2 separate regions of the Homo sapiens genome follow, and region 1 is linked to region 2. A link is a loop called in an ENCODE intact Hi-C map of the cell type or tissue named here. Cell type or tissue: sigmoid colon. All regions are shown on one strand. Links, peaks and the distances in the headings refer to the core of each region. The heading gives the core; the rest is flanking DNA.

Region 1 (2,804 bases), core at 35-2,534, 83 kb before region 2:
TGGAAAATTCTTACCTAAAAAATAAACTCAGGAACTTGGAGTCATATAAAAACAGCTATATTTTGGCACTCAAGAGGCAAAAGCTAATACAGATGATGAAAGAACACAAAGAAAATAAGATTTGCCTATTCAAAATGGTGCCTCGGGCAGGTCCTGTATCCAGAAGAGGATGTTCATCCAGGGTCTGGGGCTAAGGTCATCTTAGCACAGCCCAGCTGCCAGCTTCCCTCCTCTGCCGCTTCCCTGAACACAAGCCAGCTTCCCTTATCTAGCCCTTCTTGGCCCTGTTAAAAAAGTGATTCCTAAACCTTATCATGCACTTGGATTGAAAAAACAACAAGAAAGCATGGGAAAGAGGAAAGAGGATTCCTTAAATATGGCACAAGTAAGTCCAACATTATCAATAAACGCACTAAAAATGAATGGGGTAATTTTCTTATTAAAATATATGTTTTTCATACTGAGTTAAAAACAAAGTCCAAAAAGCATACATCTCTGTGCCCTCACATGGTAGAGACAGAGGAGAGCTCAGACTCTCTTCCTTTTCTTAGAAGGACTTAATACCATCATAGGGGCTCCACCCTTATGACTTAATCTAAACCCAATTACTTCTCAAAGGCCCACCTCCAAGTCCATTGGGAGTTGGGTCTTCAACATATGAATTTGGGGGTCACTGTCAGTACATAAGAAAGCATATCTGAAATAACACACAAGTGTTCACGGAAAGGAAAAAGATATACTAAATGAATGTGAAACTGAAAAGCAAAGTAATACCATCAACACTTGGCAAAATAGAACGTAAGTTGAACATCTGCTAAATACAGAAATTCTCCCACAACATAGATCATGAATCTGCCTCAACACAACACAACTACAAACTATACATGGCAAAAGCTGACGGACATACAAAAGAAAAATGCAAATCCACAGTCTCAGTGGGAGAACTCAAAAAACTTCCCTCAGAAAGCAACAGATGATGCAGACAAAAAATAAAGACAATTTGCCAAAATGCCATCACAACTTGATATTTCTGGTGATGTTGGGGTTATCTGCTTACTGTGTATTTGAGAACTTCTGTTCACCTGCTTGTCAAACTGACCAGCAGGGGGTGCTGCGGAGGGAAACACTCCATCTGGAGAATGCTGGCAACTTGTCTCTTAAGTCTAGAGGCTCCTTGTCCCCCTCATGATCATCACCTATGAGGTGCAAGCACTGCTGATACAGGAGCTAAAAAGAAATTATTAAGCAGTTAGTGTAGGTAAGAGAGTCCTCGGTAAGGTTTTTCTTTTAATAAAAAGCAGCCCCCATATAATTTCTTTTCTAGCAAAAATCAGCCTAAAAAATCAAGCCACAAGCATACATAAGCAAACTAAAAACTTGCATAGCTAAATGCTGGCACCTATGCAAATAGAAAAGGGATACTTGGAAGCCAGGCATCCTCAACATAGAGGTTTCCTCTTCCTATTTTTTTTTGTTTGTTTGTTTGTTTTTTCAGATGGAATCCCGCTCTGTCACTCAGGCTGGAGTGCAGTGGTGCATTCTCAGCTCACTACACCCTCCACCTCCTGGGTTCAAGCAATTATCTCCCTCAGCCTCCTGAGTAGCTGAGATTACAGGTGCCCACCACCACGCATGGCTAATTTTTTTTTCGTGTTTTTTTTTTTTTAGTAGAGGCGGTGTTTCAGCATCTTGGCCAGGCTGGTCTTGAACTCCTGACCTCTCGTGATCCATCGTCCTTGGCCTCCGAATGTGCTAGGATTACAGGCATCAGCTACCACGCGTGGCCTCCTATTCCCTTTTCTTTGTATTCACGTGTGCAGGCGACATGGCACAGGCCAGGTAGAGGCCCCGTTTGCATACTAAAGATTCATGTGGGATGGCCAGGCTCTTCATGCATCACATAAATGGCACACCTGCTCCAACCAACCCTCTGAGCCCTATGTAAATCAGACACTGCCTCCTCAAGCTCCTCTATAAAACCAACCACAACTCGCCCCAAACCCGGAAACCTGCTCAGGCACCTTTCCAATGCATGAGGAAACTCTCTCTTCATTCTTTTGCCTATTAAACTTTTGCTCTTGAACCCACTCCTTTGGTGTCCACATCTCAATTTCCATACTGTGAGACAGCAAACCTCTGGCATTTCCCCAGACAAACGATGCCGCTTCACTGCCATCTCAAGCCCAAGTGCCAAAAATGACCACTTTAGTCTGAAGAATGCCACAGCTGCCACCATGCTGCTTAGGATAAGCAAGGACATGAAGATGGAGTGGGGACGGGTTTATTAGAGAGGCCGCAATAAAAGCATATCCCAGGCAACTTTCCACTTCTTAACTTCTGTCATTTTCAAACTTAAAGGTGTTTTTTATTGTTGTTGGTTTGCTTTTCTTTTTAACAGTTTCTATTTCTGGCCAAAAGACTGCTTTTTGTTTTCCTGCTATGACATATTTATTCTTTGTTCAAAAGTCTTTTCCATGATTTCATATAGGAACTAAGAAGACAGCCATGTGTTTGCTCAACACATTGATCCCCTCTCCACCTAGAACTCTCTTTACTGTTTCTCCCAGGAAGATTCCACCCCTCCTGTTCTGCCAGTTTCCTCATATTTGCCTCATACAATTGCCCTTGTAGGCAGATGAACCCGGGCTAGTTCTACTTTACTATGGACACCAAAGCTTCTGAAATAACATCTGAGTCTTGGGATTTGCATATGAATCTTCCCTTGACACAGCAAACAGTCTTTCCTTTTACCTTCACTAAAGTCATCTACTTGGGAGAATGGAGAGCACTAAAATTCTACAGAT
Region 2 (2,804 bases), core at 234-2,733:
CATCTGAATTTGGAATCTATATCTCAAATGTTACCACCTCTGTGACAGCATCCCTGAAGCCCTCTCTGTGCTACCACTGCAACCTGTTCACTTCTGTATTATGGTTATAACTCTTTTTTTAATTTTTTTTTTTACTTTTACTCATCTACTAGATTGTGACTTAATGGGTGGTGAGGACAATGTTACGTTCATCTTAGCAATCCCAATGCTTGACACTATATCTGGCATGCACAAAAATTTCCTCCAAAAAGACGGAATAAAATTTTTAAAAAGATACTTTAGGTTTATAGGTATTAGACATAAATTAGTGGAAGGTAACAGCTATCCCATAGAGCACATTAGAGAGACTGGTGTTCCAACAGCTACATGAAGTGGAACCACACAAACCAGCTAAAGGTGAGGCCCTGCAGGTTGGGCTTCTCCAGCACTTTCTGTCTTTGCTGCATGATCCTCATGGACTGCATCCAACCTTGTAAAGTCAGCCAAGAAGAGAAAAATCAGAGGCTCGTCCATTCCTTGCCGGTGTGATGACATGAGGAGCCATCCTTTGTGAACAGAACTCATTGGTTTCTGCAGTTTTTTGTTTTGTTGTTGCTTTTGGTAAAGGTTGGTTATAGCGTTGAAGCAGAACTAAAAGACGTCCACTCACAGTGAACTCTGGCTAATGATTCTGGACAGTCCAATCCTGTGGTTCAACTACTTCAATGGCCAGCCAAGGGAAAAGGGACTGAGTATATAAATTAATTCCCAGGCTTCAGGGAGCAGAAAACGCCTGCAATTCGTTTGGACATTGCAGTGTGCTTTTGCTCTTGTTGGCTATAAAAAGGCTAGGGAGAAAAACCAAAGTTAAGGAATTAAACTTCCTACTATATAACATATTGGTTTACAAGAAAAAACATATATATATAAAGTTATTTATATTTAAACCTTTATATTTTAATCCTTAACTCTTCCCCAGGAATCCCTATACATTTTCACAATAATCCAGGATACCACAAATGATGGAGAGAAGGGCATTTGAGATCTTGTTAGCCCTTGAGGCCGCCCCAAGAGGCTCACCAGCTTCAGATCTAGCACCATCAGACCAACAGATGGTTCTCAGAGGAGCACATGGAAGTGAACGTCCAGCTTCCCAACTTAACACCCCCGCTAATCACTCAGCCAGGGAAAAGCAGTTTCCCAGAAGGCTCAAGCTCTGTCCAAGAGAAGTGAGGGCTGGGCAAACCATTTCCACGTCCTGCTGCCACTGGGCATGAGGGATGTGGGTTCTCACCTCAGCTCCGCCCTCCCCTTACCCGGTTTCCGCAGGCTAATCCTCTGTCGCCATCTGCTGGCAGCGCGCGGCACTCCCCAGCCCGGTTAGGAAGAAACGGCTTTGCTGGGTGAGATTTAGGGGCTGCTCTCGCGTCTCGTCTCGGGAGCTGTCCTGAAAGGGGGCTGCCACGCTGGTCTCATTCTGTAGAGCTGCAAATTAAGGAGCACTGCGGGTGCCTCCAGAGGGTCTTGGAGGGTCATTTGGGCTGTGAGGTTGTAGGGAAAAGAAAGAGCGATCAGACTGTTACTGTGTCTATGTAGAAAGGAAGACATAAGAAACTCCATTTTGACCTGTACCCTGAACAATTGCTTTGCCCTGAGATGCTGTTAATCTGTAACTTTGCCCCAACCTTGAGCTCACAGAAACATGTGTTGTATGGAATCAAGGTTTAACGGCTCTAGGGCTGTGGAGGATGTGCCTTGTTAACAAAATGTTTACAGGCAGTATGCTTGGTAAAATTCATCGCCAGTCTCTATAGACCAGGGGCACAATGCACTGTGGAAAGCCGCAGGGACCTCTGCCCTGGAAAGCTGGGTATGGTTCAAGGTTTCTCCCCATGTGATAGTCTGAAATATGGTCTCATGGGATGGGAAAGACCTGACCATCCCCCAGCCCGACACCCTGAAGTATCTGTGCTGAGGAGGATTAGTAAAAGAGGAAAGGCTCTTGCAGTTGAGATAAGAGGAAGGCCACTGTCTCCTGCCTGCCCCGGGAACTGAATGTCTCGGTATAATACTCGATTGTACATTTGTTCAATTCTGAGATAGGAGAAAAACCGCCCTGTGGTGGGAGGCAAGACATGTTGGCAGCAATGCTGCTTTATTATTCTTTACTCCACTGAGATGTTTGGGTGGAGAGAAACATAAATCTGGACTATGTGCACATCCAGGCATAGTACCTTCCCTTGAACTTATTTGTGACACAGATTCCTTTGCTCACGTTTTCTTGTTGACCTTCTCCTCACTATGACCCTGCCCTCCTACCGCATTCATCTTGCTGAGATAGTGAAAATGGTAATCAATAAATAATGAGGGAACTCAGAGAATGGTGCAGGTGCGGGTCCTCTGTATGCTGAGGGCCGGTCCCCTGGGCCCACTTTTCTTTCTCTATACTTTGTCTCTGTGTCTTATTTCTTTTCTCAGTCCCTCCTCCCACCTGATGAGAATTACCCACAGGTGTGGAGGGGCTGCCTCCGAATTAAGGAGCACAGCGGGCGCCTTGAGAGGGTCTTGGAGGGTCATTCGGGCGGTGAGGTCTGGAGGAAAGCGGGGCGGGTTTCTTCCTCCTGAGGTACCAGGAAGATGGAGGCCACTGCAGACCGCGTGCCCCTACTAGTCCCTGCGGCCCTGGGCGCTCGAACCTCGGGCCACAGCTAGGATGGGCGCGGTGGTTATTCCCTTTTCTGGAAGGAGGAAGGCTAGCAGCCTCTGGAGTTTTGATGGGGCCGACACCCCCTTAAGAGTCCAAACGAAGGCTCCTTATGAAGGCA

Evidence for each region. Hi-C counts contacts between places; a loop is a spot of excess contacts. Peaks named below come from ENCODE experiments on the same cell type or tissue, not always from the same donor. Only the 100,000 strongest peaks of a DNase experiment are listed, where the experiment ranks them.
Region 1: a loop joins it to region 2, with 6 times the contacts of the local background. A loop is called at or near these places in 49 of 110 quality-filtered maps.

The regions. Positions count from the first base shown.
Region 1 is chr11:59,052,400-59,055,203 of GRCh38, forward strand. GLYATL1-AS1 (GLYATL1 antisense RNA 1) reads right to left here. Exons shown (of 6, transcript NR_033853.2): 2 at 1,058-1,227. Among named protein-coding and RNA genes, the nearest start is that of GLYATL1-AS1, 4.6 kb to the right of the region's middle. In sigmoid colon, for the core only: a CTCF peak has its summit at 1,069 (motif pointing right); a DNase peak (open chromatin) is centred at 1,122.
Region 2 is chr11:59,134,762-59,137,565 of GRCh38, forward strand. It overlaps FAM111A-DT (FAM111A divergent transcript), which reads right to left. Exons shown (of 4, transcript NR_110184.1): 3 at 1,296-1,520; 4 at 1-827. Among named protein-coding and RNA genes, the nearest start is that of FAM111A-DT, 6.6 kb to the right of the region's middle. In sigmoid colon, for the core only: a CTCF peak has its summit at 1,350 (motif pointing left); a DNase peak (open chromatin) is centred at 1,320; H3K4me3 peaks cover 269 bases; H3K27ac peaks cover 206 bases.